Regions from separate parts of the Homo sapiens genome. Here region 1 is linked to region 2. The links are chromatin loops, found by intact Hi-C in ENCODE. Cell type or tissue: ascending aorta. All regions are shown on one strand. Links, peaks and the distances in the headings refer to the core of each region. The heading gives the core; the rest is flanking DNA.

Region 1 (8,046 bases), core at 3,168-5,667, 150 kb before region 2:
GGGATTTTAAAGGTAGGTAAGATGTTAGAGATGGATGCTGAAGGAAAAGTATGCTTCGTACTAAAGAGTTTGGCTATTAGCTTGACCTATAGGCCAATGGCTGTCAAACTGCAGTGTGCACAATAATGCAGACACCTCTCCCTCATCCAGCTTCTCACACAATCATTTTCATTTTAACAAGATGTTGAAGCATATATTTCATTGGACAAGAGGAAACCAGCAGGGTTCTGAAAGCAGTGAAATATGTGAATGATGACAGACCAAATGCAATGGTGCTGATGTAATTACGAGCTATAAGAGCAATCCAGAAATTTATTTTAAATAGAGAACAAACAAAAATTAACTAGTTGGCCTGGGGGAGGATAGCAGAAAGATATTTTGAGCAGACTAGACCAAATTATAATATCAATTTTTAATAAATTATGCATTTATAAGTAAAGTTAATGACGGGGCAATAGTTAAAACTAGCCAAGAGTTCAAACAGAAATTGCCTGGCTGCACGAAGAACTTCTGGAGATTTAATTACTGGGGTATGTAGTCATGTGAAGAAAACTGGACAGAGGCACAGAGTGTCCGGGAACTCTTTGTCTTCATCTCAGAAACACCAGAATTGGCCTTGCAATTTTGAAAAATCGATTTCTACTGATTTTCAGCAAACCAATTTACCAGAGATCTTTTCACCTCCTCTGAAACAGAATATAACACAGATTTTCACTTTGGAAAAACAAATTGTCTTTGGAGAACACATGGATGAAAGAATTCTACCTTGAGACTAGGAATCACCATCTTCTCTATATGTCAAACTTATGAGACATCAATGGATAAATAAGACACAGGGCACATGGAAACATTTAATAAAGATTCCGGGTTAGGGGTAAAGAGGCTATTGAATGGGATGCCTGAGCAGAAGGACTTCCACCATCCCTGAAGCTGAACCCACTGTCTGCTTTACCAAGAATTGCCACCATTTGAAGTTCTACAATGAAGAACACGTGTGAGCATGTGTCTCTCTATGTGCATGTGCAGTGCTCTGATTATAAATATATTTAAATCAGGCTAGGTGCTGTCACTCATGCCTGTAATCTCAGAACTTTGGGAGGCCGAGCTGGGTGGATCACCTGAGGTCATAAGTTCAAGACCAGCCTGGCCAAAATGACAAAACCCCATCTCTAATAAAAATACAAAAACTAGCCAGGCACGGCCTGTAATTCCAGCTACTCAGGAGGCTGAGGCAGGAGAATAGCTTGAACCCTGGAGGCAGAGGTTGCAGTGAGCTGAGATCATGCCACTGCATTCCAACCTGGGTGACAAGAGCAAAACTCTGTCTTTCTCTCTCTCTCTCTCATATATATATATTATATCATCACATAATATATATAATATATATCATATAATATATATATATTATATATCATATAATATATATATTATATATATCATATAATACATATATATTATATATATCATATAATATATATATTATATATATCATATAATGTATATATTATATATATCATATAATGTATATATTATATATATCATATAATGTATATATTATATATCATATTATATATATTATATATATCATATTATATATATATTATATATCATATTATATATATATTATATATATCATATTATATATATATTATATATATCATATTATATATATATTATATATATATATAAAACTGCTTTGCTCACCAATATTTCAGTCATGACCTTACATTGATAAAAATAGCATTTCCCATGTCCCATTTTGATAGTGGATACTGGCATTACTGTCTTTGCTTTTTTAGGAAGATAATTCTGACACCGAGGGGGCAGTTGGACTGGAAGGTCAAGATCAGTTGTATTCTAATAAAAGAAAAAAGAAAAGTCCTAATTTGTAGTGTTTGTAGATTTCATACTGTGAATACTCCAGCTATGGTCAGTGTCTTTCTTTTTTTAAATTTTTAATTTTTGTGGGTACATAGTAGGATATTTACAGAGTACATAACATGTTTTCATACAGGCATGCAATGTGAAATAAGCACATCATGAAGCATGGAGTATCCACCCCTACAAGCATTCATCCATTGAGTTGCAAATAATCCAGTAACCATCCTTCTACTCTCTATGTCCATGAGTTCAATTATTTGGATGTTTAGCTCCCACAAATAAGTGAGAACATGTGATGTTCATCCTTCTCTGCTGCAGTTATGTCACTTAACATAATGATCTCCAGTTCTACCCATGTTGTTGCAAATGACTCAATCTCATTCTTTTTTATGGCTGAATGGTACTCCATTGTGCATATGTACCACATTTTCTTTTTTTTAGCTTTTTTTTTAGCTTTTTTTGTTTTTTTCGAAATGAAGTTTCATTCTTGTTGCCCAGGCTGGAGTGCAATGGCAGGATCTCAGCTCACTGCAACCTCTGCCTCCTGGGTTCAAGTGATTCTTCTGCCTCAGCCTCCCGAGTAGCTGGGATTACAGGCCTGCACCACCACGCCCGGCTAATTTTGTATTTTTTAGTAGACTTGGGGTTTCTCCACGTTTGTCAGGCTGGTCTTGAACTCTGGACCTCAGGTGATCTGCCTGCCTTGGCGTCCCAAAGTGCTGGGATTACAGACATGAGCCATGGCGCCTGGCCATTTTTTAACTTTTATTTTAGGCTCAGGGACACATGTGTAGGTTTGTTATATAGGTAAGCTCATGTCACAGGGAGTTGATGTACAGATTATTTCATCAGGTACTAAGCCTAGGACCCATTAGTTACTTTTTTTCTGCTCCTTTCCCTCCTCCCACCCTCTACCCTCAAGTAGGCTCCAGAGTGTGTTGTCCCTTCTTACGGTCAGTTTCAAGCTAGCACTTGTTTCACCGGCTCACAAAATTATTGAGCATTCAGCTCTGTGCTCTTGCAGGACTATCCAAGCTGGGCCCCATCCCCACTGGGAAGAGCTCTTCATCAAGAGGACAGGTAGGAAACCATGGACCAACACAAGACACTAAAGACTGGTGGCTGGAGGAGCTAATGCAATGGTGTTCAAATGCGGCAAAGCGTACGATTTGATAGACATTTTTGAGATTGAGGAAATCTGGCAACTGACAGATTTTTTTTAAAAGAGAAGTCATGGAAAAGTATCAATTTTATCACTTGAAAGGTTAACTGGATGATGGTGTCTGTGATTGCGATTCAGCAAAAAAGAGCAGACATTTGTGAAAAAGAAGAATTCAGTTACATTTCAGCACCCTAAATTGCTTAAGCACAGCTGTGGGGCTTGTCTTGGGTGAGAACACCAGGCTACGAGATGCTTTCCTATATAACCAAGGTATAGATAGGTTAACTATTCTATAGACTCATCTACCTGGGAATTTTATAAGAATTTAACAGAACACATTCAATGAAGTATGTCTGTCTTCCTACAGGTAAATTGACCCTATTCTTTATATTCTGGTTTAAAATTAAGAGTATAATTTTCCACTAACCTCCCAAAGTAGGTCTCAAAGGTGTTCCTGGGTCTTTCATCTCCCTGTTCTCAAATATTATTACTTCCTTTTATTCTGTAAGTAAAATCGTCCTGGACTTACTCTCAAGTGTAATTTTAAAAATCACTCATTTCTGCTGTGACAAGTAGCTGGGACCTGAGTACCTTCCCTAGGAATTCATTTTTTATATTTCTGCCACAGTTAACTTCTTTTAAATGTCATGATATCCATCTTTAATAAGTTGTATTATGGAGAACATGGCAAGAATGTGGCCAGAAGGATGAAGCAATTGGAAATTGAGGCACTGAGGAAGGGTTAAGACATGCAAGTTTTTGGCATGGAGAAGAGAAACCTGGAGAGGGGAACATGCGGTAGTTGTTTGTCATCAAGCACGAGGAAAGTGTCATAGGAAAGAGTCCTCAATCTGTGTGTCCCAAAAAGTAAACTCAGAAGTCACTGAGGGAGGCAATAGCAAAAATGAGTTTGGTTTTGTGCCAGGGGGACCCTCCACTGAAGCAACTCAGATGTGGATGGAGCTGCCTTGACGCTGGAGGTAGGTAGAGCACTGGAGATCACCCAAGGTGTCATTTTAAAAGGAATTCTAGCTGTTAAGAAGCGCTGGGCTGGAGGATCTTTAAAGACCTGTTAAATGGAGGATTCTACCATTCTCTGAAATGAATGTTCTCTACAAACCTATCATTCTTCCCTAGTGTTCATGTTTTTCCCAGTGACTGAGTTTTGCAAGCCAGTAACACTAAAGAAGAAACATTTATATTCTCTTTCGCAGTAGAGTTATGTTGAATAAAAGGCCTCAATGCTAACAGAGAAAATATGTGCTTTCTACTTTGGTACACACAGAGAGCTCATTAGTTCTAAATTTAGAAGTAAGCTTTAGTTTTGGAGGGACTCCAAGTTTGACTAATACATTTGACGATGTCCTTGTTAGAAAAAAAAATACCATGATGGAGAATTCTATTTTTCTAGGTTGGTATGTGTGGATGGAGAGGGAAAAACACATGCTCTTTTCTATGCGCTAATTCCATCTGTTCACAATTATTGAGTAGGTGTGCCAATTGAATGATGCTCAGTACACAGTAGGTAGGCAACGGGTGCTTTTAGTCTGACAGTATTTATAGTTCCTACTTGGCAGAGGTAAATCACTTAGCTAATTCTCAGAGCGTCTTGATTTAAACCAACTGCTCTATTTTTCTCCAGGGCAAGCTGCCTGGTAATGAGACACTGGTCAACCACAAGGCGTCATTTTGTTTCAGCAAAGTCTATTGAGCACCGATTAGGTGTAAGTAAACAAAGATAAACATAAGGAAATTAAAAAATAAGTAAGCAAAGGTAACCAAGATGCTGCATTTAAGAATCTGCTCTCAAGGAACTTGGTCTTGGCAGAAAGACACGTTTGAATAAGTAACTTAGTATCATTATCAGTGCTCAAAAAGCCTGTTATTTAGCATAATTTTTCTCTAGGAATCTTAAAAAACCACTGTATAGATAGTTCAAAATTCTCTAAACTACCTTGCTTAAAAGCATTCAATAACTTTAAATAAAGTATTTCAGTGTAGAGTAGTACTTTACCACATATTTTTCTCTCCATGAATATCAAAATAAATAAAAATAATTTGTCAGAAGCTTTATGTATTTTAAAATTAATAATAAAAATATTAAATATCAAATATATGGGTTTAATATGTTTAAAATATTAATTTTTAATTCTATCCCCCAAAATCATGACATTGTTTCCTATATGGAATTCTAAACCACAGTGATGTTCCCGTCATAATTCATTAGGCTAGCTCTCCCTCCACCGTTGACAGCAGCAGGAGGACACCAGCAGGGAGAAGTGGCAACGTGGAATGGTCAACTACACACGTATGCCTCTGGTGCCCACTCCTGCACCCTCTGATGAGGAGAAGCTGGGTGAAATAGTGGGACAGGTGATATTTAGTTACAAGCTAAATAACCACTGGCATCACCCTAGGATGTCACCATAACATGTTTTCCTCTTCCTCATCTCTCTGACTCTCTTGTTAACTTGATTGTAAAGTGGATGGACATCCCATTAGAACTCTGATTTACAAACTAATATTGACAGAAACTTTTTTCACACTGTACTAACTCAGACACACAGGCAGTTGTGTTTTAGATGCTGTTAATTTGTTAGAAAGAGAGTTGGCAATGGTGGTGACCCTGGATCACTACACTGAAACAGGAAAAGACAAAAAAAATCTAGAGATAAGTAAAAAGAATAAATATTCATGTACACTATATTTTTTCCTAAAAAAGAAAACACTTAACAGTTTGATAGGCCTACATGGAATTGACCTTCTAATATGTGGCTAATCATCATTTAATAATACTTAGAAACTAAAAATACTAATGAATCATTGAATGTCTCTCCATCTATTCAAATCTGTAAGTTCCTTTAATACATAAAGGGTTTTTCCCTAGGGAGGCTTTTGACTTCTTTCTTTAGTCAATTCTTTAAAATGTTACAGTTTTTACCATGAATGCAAATATCTTATATACTATTTTATTTTCTAACTTTTTACTGTTAGTGAAGATAAATATTATTAGTTTTTGTAAATCGGTCGTTGTAAAGTGACCTTGATAAACTATTGTGTTTATTCTAACATTAATAATTGTTTGATTCTTTGGCTTTTCTATGTGGATGACCATATCATCTGCAAAGAATAACTATTGTAATTCTTTCTTTCCAGCATAGCAGAAGTGATTGTGAACATTTTTGTCTAGTTTCTAGTCATAAAGGAATATGTCAGAAGTTTTGCATAATGTCTAATATGACAGTTTTATGATATGTAACCAAATTAAGGGATTTCCTAAATCTTATCATGAGAAAATACCTGTCAAAACTAAATAATTGGCCTCTGAGTTCTAAGAACTGTGAGGGTCTGAGATTTTACTCTGCTTACAAGCTAAAATGTTAGCTTGCTACATTGTGATGGATGCCGGCAGAAGACGTAAGACTCCTAGGTCAGAGACAAAGACTTCATCACACACAGCAGTCACAGGAGCAAGAGAACCAGCTTTTGCGTTGGTTTCCTAAGATCATTTCCCATAAGGCAGCACAAAGAGGACCAGTAACACCTGCACATGCAGCAGGTTGCATTACCATAGAGGAACCATGAACTCAGGGAACCTGAATCTTTTATTAGGTTGATGCAAAAGGAATTGGAGTACAATGGGCAGTAAGTACGTCCAGAGCAAGAAACCCTATTTATCTTCCAAAACTATTTGCTAAACAATCATCTTTAAAATGATAATCTGGAACAAAAGTAGTCAGTGTCTTTCCTTGCAAGATATGCAGTAGCCAAAGAAATCCCAGAGAACTGTCATGCCGCAGTCAACTTCAAATTATCAAAATCAAGAAAATCAAGGAAAGTATGAGGAACTTGTCCAGACCAAAGAAGCCTAAAGAGAAATGATTAACTAAAAGCAACCTGTGATCCTGAGCTGGCTCCTTTACTATGATAAACATTGAAACAATTGGAGAAATTGGACCTGAGGGTCAGATACAGTAATGCGTCAGTGCTGACTTCCTGGCTTTGAGGATTATGAGTATTGAGGTTATGCAGGAGGATGCCCTTGCTTGTAGGAAAAAGATACTAAAGTATTTGGTGGTGATGGGCTCCCAGCTGACAACTTTATCTCAGATGGTTCAGGGTAGAAAACAGATTTTTTTTCTATCCTTTTAGTTCTTCTCTAATTTTAGGATTGTTTCAAAGTAACGTGGGATTCTGAGGCTTTGGGGAAAAGTAATGTTTTGATTAGCATATCAATGCATTTATACTTTTATTAGTTTAAGCAAGCTTCAATGTCTTCCTAAACAATTTTTATCTACATATATTAAAATGTTTATCTATGTAATTGCTGTGTTAAATATATTGTTGTATTATTTTATTTTCATTGTTTTCAATTTTGTTTTTGATGTTATTTCTCTTATTCCACTATTTGCTTCATTTATTGATATATCTGCTCTTTTTCTGAAAAGATGAGTTTTTGAGTCCCGATAAAATACATTTAGAGGTATCAGCTTAACTTTACTTCTACTTTCACTTATATTTGGACACATAGTGTTTAATTATTAGTCCATATTAAATATGCTATAATTTTTCTTTTGATTTCCTTTGATTCCAATGGTAATTTAATAACATTATTTTTTGAGTCATTTAAAAATGTTTAAGCTACTGTTTTATTTAAAACTGAGTGATGTTACTGACTTACTGGAGTTTTTTGGAAAGTTGCTTTGTGGTTATTACATGACTAATTTTTATAAATGTCCAGAAACATTTTTTTATTTGTGACCTGTAGAATTTTACATATATGCCTATTTATACAGACACAATAGTTTAAGCTTATAAATTATGTTATGTATATATTCTACATTTTTGCTTATTTATTTTTATCTTCTTAATCTATAAGCTTTTAAAGGAGGAGTATCATAAATTAGATTTGTTGTTTTTCTGCCTTTTTCTATAAGTCTCTCAGGTCTTGTAAATATTGGTATATGTATTGATGTTTAAAGTGTTTATGTCTTTAGCTCTAT
Region 2 (8,046 bases), core at 2,573-5,072:
GGGAAGACATTGGAAAATGGAGCAGAATCTAACACACAAACATCACTACGTGGACGCTTCAGTGTATTTCAGATCACCAAATGTTGATTCCTGAAGTTTCTTGAGTGATGGAGTCATAACCATTTAAGACTTGGTAGGGTGATGATTTTCCATTCATTTGTAAACTGTACAACTCGGCTATATCTTAGTCAAAAGAACTGACCCAGGCAGCTGTTTAGAAAGTGCAGCCAGGAGCTGCAGATGGTGGCCGTGCCTCTCGGCAGGAGTGAGCACAGCAGGCATCTAAGCCCTGAGAAGGACACAAATAGAGATTCCCTTGGTCAGCCAGAAATCAGGCCCATGGAGAATCTGGAACCACTCATGTATCATTTTAAATATGTAAAGAACTTTCCAAATTTGGATCCATTACAACAAATCTGATGGAGGTACTGTATAGTTTTCAAATATGGAAATCCAAAACTACAAACACCAACCACTACTGTGAAATGTTCTGCCAGACTTCAAGAAGACAAAGTACAAACTCAATCTTTATTAAGAAGAAAGTACCTTAATTGCTCATCTGTCTTTAACCACTGACCACCTCTCTTTGCCTCTCTGTTGGTATCTTTGACTTGGGGAAATTTCATCCCATTCCATGTTAATTTAAATTTTCTGATAGCACTCCTGGCAGCTTAATCCATGTAAATATAAATATAATATCTTCTACTGACTTTTGCCAGCAATTTATGTTATTTTTGAATGAACAAATTGGAATCCACTGTTGGAATTTTATCAAAATGACAACAATTTTGCTTATGACAACTAAAAATCATTTTGGAACATCTGACATCCATAGAAACCTATATAGAAGTAAAATTAAAATAACACTGGAAGTGAAAAACAGATGTTAAAAATAATTATTGAAGGTCTATAGAGAGGGGAGACTCTAATATAAAAATTATTATTGACCAATCTTGCAAGATGAGTTTAGCAGGTGTTTTGGTAACTCATCTTAGATTTTTTTATTCAAACTTCAGTAAATGCAACCAACTGCCCAATGCTGGCAAACATAATGAAAGTGTAAAAATGGAACAGAAGGAAAGTGTTTAAAAATATCCTGTATATCATTCAAAAATGATGCCATTAACATTGGTACCCACTAAACACTTTCAAACTATAGTTCAGATCCTGGTACAAGGCTAATTTTTCCCAGATCTCTTAATGAAACATACACAACAACAGGAAGTCTCTTGCTCAGAGTGCAAATACAGATGTATTCTTGTGCCGTGGTTTCTAAGGACTGGAGGTTTCCCTCTAGCCTGCTCTTTATTTATTTTGGAAACATTAACAGAAACACAAGTGGATATGTAAGAAAGGAGGTTCCAATTAATAGTACTCATGGTTTACAGGGTAACCGCTTTATAGTTTTTACTGAACTGTCTACAACTTTAGCACTTAAGAAAACCAACAAATTCAAATCAATTTCATGCCACTGTGTACATACATTCTCTTATTCAAGAAGTATGTATGAGTGCCACTCGGTGCCAAACCCAGGTCCAGCCTCCAGGGAGCTCACAGTCTAGTAATGGAGATAAGAAAATTGGAGATTTGGTAGTATATGATGATAGTTGTGATAAAATATTCATAACCTCAGTGAGTCAAAACAGATTTCACAGGGAACTTAATGTCTAACATTAAGTGGAGAGGATCACCCCAGACAGGTACAGCCTGCTCGGAGAACTGCCAGGACCTCCAGTGGGGTGAGCACGGAGCTCAGGGGTCAGGGCCAGGAGGTGACTGGAAGCATCTCACATTTTGTTGTGTAAGGACTGAGCATCCTCCGTGCAGACAGGGGTGTGGAGTCAGAGTCCTGTTGCCTGTTTACATCAGCGTTTATCCTTTGCTCCATCTCGTGGCATGACAGAACTTTTAACAACTGAAAACTGCACTGCCTTGCCACATGTATGTTTATTTGCACAATGGCTGTGAGAGCAAGCTGGATCTACCATGCAATGGCTGTGCTCTATCTCCTCTGTGTGGGAAATGCAGGGTTCTGAAATGAAAAAGTCAGGCCGGATTCTCAGGCTTTCTTTGCCACCTGCTTAAGAAAGTGCCCGTTTTACTGAACGCACAACACAAAAGTTTCCATCTTCTTCCTCATATGGAAATTTTATGTGAAATTTTCCCTTTTTTTTTTTTTTTTTGTTCCTTCACTTCCAGAATCACAGGCTGCCTGACAGGATTAGCACGTTCCAGGTTCCAACTAAAGCCGTCTTTTGATTGCAATTGTGGTGATTGAGTCTAGGAGGAAAACACAAATGAATTCTCAGCCCTGGGATTGAGTGACATTTAATAAAAAATACTATTTGTTTAACCTGATTGTTATGTTTTTTGAATTATAAAATGCTGAGCATTATGATGGCTGCCAGGTTATGTTATCTACTACTTGATTTTAAGTGCTATCTGTGGGATTTACATGTAAACTGTAAATTGATGTTTTCTTTTTCTTACCTATACAACAGAAAATAAAGGGTTTCAGAATTTTTATATCACTGGATATTCTGGCAATGAAATATTAAATGGCTTTAGGAGAAATGTGTTTTTTACAGGGGAAAACAGGACACATTATAAACCTCTCCATCACTCTAATCAGGCTTCTGACAAGAAAATAATAGGGCTGCGCAGGAACACGTCTGTTCCCATCCCAAGCACGGGGCTCTAGGTAAAGACATAGCACAGACGGTTAGTTAGCGGAAAGTGGAGAGGTGCCTTTTGGAGAGATGTTTGTTTGAATATTTGTATTTGCTTTGCAAGGCTAAGCAGCACCCTTTGGTTAATTTTGAGGGTGTTTTGGCATCTGTCACCTGAAGTGTGTGACTCACCCAGATTCTGACTCAATAGATGGAAAAAGACTAACCTGCTCACAAGATATTCATTTCATGGGTGAGGAGTTCTGTGAATTACCATTTTACTCTACTCTCTAATGCTCTGAACATATTTCACAAAGAGATCCATTTTGGCTTTCATTTTCATTTTCTCTTAGTTTTCTCTTATTTTCCAGGACATCTGACTCTACCTCCTTAAAAGTGAAGTGACTGTGAAAATTGATTGTACCTTCTTATGTGACACTAATTTTGACCATCCCTTATGGTTGAGAATCTCATGCAATGCTTTGGATGTTCCATCAACAACATGCCAAGTCCATGAGGTTTCATAGGCCGTGCTCTTGGGGAGTCATCACAGCTCTGGGTTGTCCTACCATCAACACCACCTGGCACCCACCTTGCCACCAGGGTTCAAACTCAGTTCATTGAGAAAACTGTCTCAACCCCAAGAGTCAAAGTTTAGGTCAATACTGAAACAATCACTCATGTTCTTGTTGGTGAAATCTGTAGAAATGGTAACTCAGGAGTGAAATCAACCACAGCAACTCTCCATTCATGGTGAGGTGTGGGGTATACAGTAGAGAAAATCAAGGTGTTTGAGATGAGTCAGGCTTTGGGGTGACTGATGCTCACTCAGCTAAGCATCCGGACTGTCTGGGTTGCCCTTCATGTCCACTCCCCCTCGTACTGTGTGTTTTAGCTATCTCTGGACTTTTGCATGCTGACTTTCCTCCAGCAGATTGTCAACCTTTACTACTTGCTACACTCAGGGTCTATTCTCCTAACTTCCTCCACTTTTCCTTCTGTTTCTATACTGATGTAGCTTAAGAAACAAAATAATCAGCTGGACTTGAGAGGCTGATGTTCTCATAAAATAAGGCGGGAAGCTTGAAGCCAGGTCTTTGTGGTGTAACAGAGGCTGGCTACCTCCCAGATGAATGAGCTTCAGGGGGAAATTAAAGTACTGCTGTCAGCAGCTTTTATTTACTAATTCCTGTTGTGAACTATGTACAAATGTGGACCTAAAATACGAGATAAGGGGCTCCTCACTAATAGAGTAAATAGGGAAAACGAAAGGGAAAGTCACAGCCAGCTAGTAGAGAAATAAGCTGTAGCATCTTGCTTAACGCATGTATATAGGTTTTCAAACAGGTTTAATCGATTTCAATTTTGAAACTTGAAAAGTATTATGGCAGTATCTCATGTAATATTATTTTACAGTTGATTGGACTGACAAGATGTATAATTTTTCTATTTTTTTATAGTATTTATTATAATGTAATTGTTATTGTATTTTAAATTAGTATTTAATATAATGATAACATTTGTTTATAAAGTCTATAACTTTTAAGAATGAGACACAATCAATCTCTTAATGGCACCAAATAATCATTTCCACATAGTCAATGTTATTTGAACAAATGAATAAACAAACTCTGGAAAATCATCACAAAAGCAGTCTCCACCATCTCATCAGCACTGGGAAGCTCTGCGAAGCTGCCTGGGGCGCTAGCAGGCAGACACAATGCCGTCGTAAAAGCCTCCCTGTTTTTGCAAGGGATAGGTTTTACAACCAATAATTAAACGATTAGGACATTCCATCTCTTGTCACCATGAGGTGGGACCCTGCTGTTCTAGATTTTCCATAACACTGAGTCATCGACAAAATTCAAGATTCAGAATCTTCTCTACGAATCTTGACGTATTAAAGCATTTACTTGTAAACTAATGGCAAATGCTTATATTAAATTTAAATAAAATATTAGAGCAGTTAATCGCGTCTTTTTTTCCATTCTACTCACCTGAGACATGGGGCAGCTTGAGAAGTTTCTGGAAATGAGGTTAGGTTAGGCACAGATTCTCAGAAATGATCTATGCAAAAGACTTTGGAATTATAGTGTCATTTTTTTCAATCCTATCAAATTTACTACTGAATATATTAAAGTGTGGAAAGTTGAGAGATATCAAATGTCACTGAATAAAAATGAGATCAGATTTATAATTTGGAAGATTGTGTCATCATTTGGTGTCTGAATTTTTTTGTTGTTGTAATTTCTGCCCTCTCCCATCTAGACTACTTAACATTCTTTTGCCCATTATAAGTTATCATAGCCCATAAATTTGACAACTTCATTAAAATCCAAACGAGGACACTAATATTTGGCCCATTTCTTCTGGCTGACATTTTTTGTTCTAGAAATTATCTCTCTTTACCTGTGAATACCCAGTTTACTCTCTACTATTCCCTAAAGTTAGCTTTCACTCAAATACACATTTACAATTATAAAGTTACTTTATTTCCATTTAGATTGCTCCTGGTCTCCACAGAGATAGCAAAGATTTCAAATGCAACAGGCTATTTAGCAGAAACAGCCATTTTCTTTTATATAAATTGTTATCTTAGTTCAGTTATTTTGTCTTTAAAAATACATTGCTTCAAAAAAATGCAAACTGAACTATGCTTAATTCAATTCTTTCCATTGGCATGTAAATTTTAATTTACAATATAGCACCAGGTCCTTTTAGTGGCTTTGTTTAAATTGTTAGAGAGACTAAGACTATTTTAATAAACAATTTCAGAAATACAAAAATCTAGGGAATAATACGCTCCAGTTTATGACCGTACAAAAATATGTATATTCACCTATCCTGCTAATGGGCATTCTGTTTATTTCCATTGTTTATTATAATTTAAAAATTACTACATCTCTTTATTGACCATTACAAATTCTTCTTCTGTCAATTGCTTATTCTTATCCTTCAATGTTTTTTTTTTTCCTTTTTTGGTCTTTTCTTTTTGATTTATTAGGCAATTTTAAATAGTTTGATTACTACTTCTTTCTGTGTTATATGCACTGTCAATCTGTTCTTCCCTTCAATGGCTGGTTTGTTGTTTTTACCTCAGAACATTCGGTCAAGTGTTTCAGAGGTTAAACTCTATTTGTATATTTATTGCCTTTATGACTTGTACTTTTTCTTTATGGCCTGATTTCGATAATTCTTTTCTCCTTCACAGACCTAAAGAGCTTTTTCTATATTTTCTTCTACAATGTTGAAGTTTTATTTTTTACATTTAATTTCACATTGAGTAAAATTTATTTTTTATCTGTTGTGAACTAGAGATCTGCCTTTTCCATGTGGATATCCAACTTCCCAGGAATATTGAAAGAGAAGCAAATCTTTTTTTTTTTCTTTTTCTCTTTTAGTATACAAAAGGATGTAACAAGATCCCTAGGACAAATCTGATGTTAACTGAATTAAGTGGATTAGTATTAAATTAACTGGCCCGATAATTACAGGAAGGCATTATAAGTCCCTAGGGAGCCCAAGGAGGGTGAAGCCTCATGCCCCTTTGGGTAGTAATACAGGGACTAACTATACTCCTTGCTCCCACAGGACAGAACATTCTCTAGGTTTTTCATTCCCGACTCAGTAGCACTCAAAGCTTTTCTTAAGGTAAATTAAAGTTATGGAGAAAGGCATCACTCTGTAGCCACTGTTTTCCAAGAGTAACATTCCAAGGCAGTATCTAGGGAGCCAGCAAAGATTCTGTCCTGTCTACCATTTTCCCATGAATGACATCATAATAGAACCTCCCGGTCTTATTGCCTTTTCTTATTGGTAACAAAAGATGACAAACTAGGTAATTTATATTAAAAAGTTTATTTAGCTCATAGTTCTAGAGGCTGGAAGTCCACAGTGCCGGCATCTGTGAGGGCCTTCTTGCTGCCTCACCTCATGGCAGAGGGCATCACATGCTCAGAGTGGGAGCAAGGGAGCCAGGGAGAGCTCACAGGCACAAGAATAACGCTGCTGTGATAATAAACCCACTCCTGGGACAGCAACATTCATCCCGTCATGAGAACAGAGCCCTCATTCATCCATTCATCTCATCATAGGGGCAGAAGGATTACATTTCTAACACATGAACTTTTGGGGGACACATTCAATACCTAGCACTCCCAAAATATTCACTAAGAGTGAGAGTAAATTGATTTAATTTCAGACTGTTCTTGGCAGTCCATAAGTAGAGATTTCCAAGTTTTACAATAGAGAATTAAAATGATTGAAAAATATTCTAAAAAAAAAAAAACAACCTGCAGAAGAAAGCTAGAAAATCAGAAGATGAAATATTTTTTAGGCATAAAATATGCATGCAGTTTATAGACAATGGAGATGTGCTAACTCTTGAAAACGTGCTTCGACATCTCAAATTGCTTAAGGCTTTTGCAACAAAATAACTTACCAGTGTCAGGCCATGGTAGAATATGAGTTCACAATGAATTTTTATGCCTGGGTTTCTGTGACCCAAGTTATGCTGAAGAATATGAGAGACACCACCTTTTAAAAATTTTTACATAGCCTGCGGCCACTGCAATTCGTTAATCCCTTTGGAAAATTGCTTAAGCCTGGCATGTTTTGTAATGAACTTTATCTCTTCACTACCAAAAGTCGTAAAAAGGAACTTCAGTGAGGAAAGAAACACAATTGATAATTGAATATTTCAAAGAGATCAGCATTTTAGAAAACTGGGTATGTATTAATATGCTATATCTGACATATGACATGAAAATGACATATATAATATAATTTTGTTTATACTATTATATATTTTATACATTTTGTGTTATAATACATTTTGAATATATGTATATATATACACATACATATATACACACACACAATATATATAGGAAAATAAAATTAAATATTATCAGAATGTTTATTTCTTGATGATGGGAATTTGAGTGGTTCTTTTTTTACTTTATTTCTATTGTTATTCATTTGGTATTTTCCAAATTTTGTTCAGTGATTTTTTATTACTTTTACAATGATAGACATTATGTTTGGAGGCAGAAAAAAGAAGGGAACAGACAAGAAACGTTCATTTGAAAATTCTAAATGCAGAACATACCTGAAGTCAAAGTGTCCCCCGTCACTGAAAAACCAAAGCCACCAATATCAAAGAAGCGTGGGCCCTTCCGCCCCCTACTGTCTATCTTCAGTAACTGTCCAGTGAGTCTCCGCCTTTTGTTAGCAGGAATCTAAGAATCTCCTGGGAAGCTTGCTGTTTGCAAAATTAGGAAATCTTGAGCTACATCCTCAGATAATCTGAGGCTGGATACCCTCAAACTATACTGTGAGAAACATCATCAAAATTAAGTTACATGACGTGATCACA

The links. A loop is a pair of places that touch in the nucleus more often than their neighbours do. Peaks named below come from ENCODE experiments on the same cell type or tissue, not always from the same donor. Only the 100,000 strongest peaks of a DNase experiment are listed, where the experiment ranks them.
Region 1: it touches region 2 in a loop (2.5-fold over the local background); 2 of 110 quality-filtered maps call a loop at or near these places.

The regions. Positions count from the first base shown.
Region 1 is chr10:4,494,515-4,502,560 of GRCh38, forward strand. No RefSeq gene overlaps it. Among named protein-coding and RNA genes, the nearest start is that of LINC00703, 110 kb to the left of the region's middle. In ascending aorta, for the core only: no CTCF peak of the experiment used is centred there; a DNase peak (open chromatin) is centred at 4,650; H3K27ac peaks cover 2,500 bases.
Region 2 is chr10:4,648,924-4,656,969 of GRCh38, forward strand. MANCR (mitotically associated long non coding RNA) reads right to left here. Exons shown (of 4, transcript NR_024475.1): 4 at 1,262-2,280. LINC00705 (long intergenic non-protein coding RNA 705) reads left to right here and starts at 7,233. Exons shown (of 3, transcript NR_015425.1): 1 at 7,233-7,397. In ascending aorta, for the core only: no CTCF peak of the experiment used is centred there; no DNase peak of the experiment used is centred there.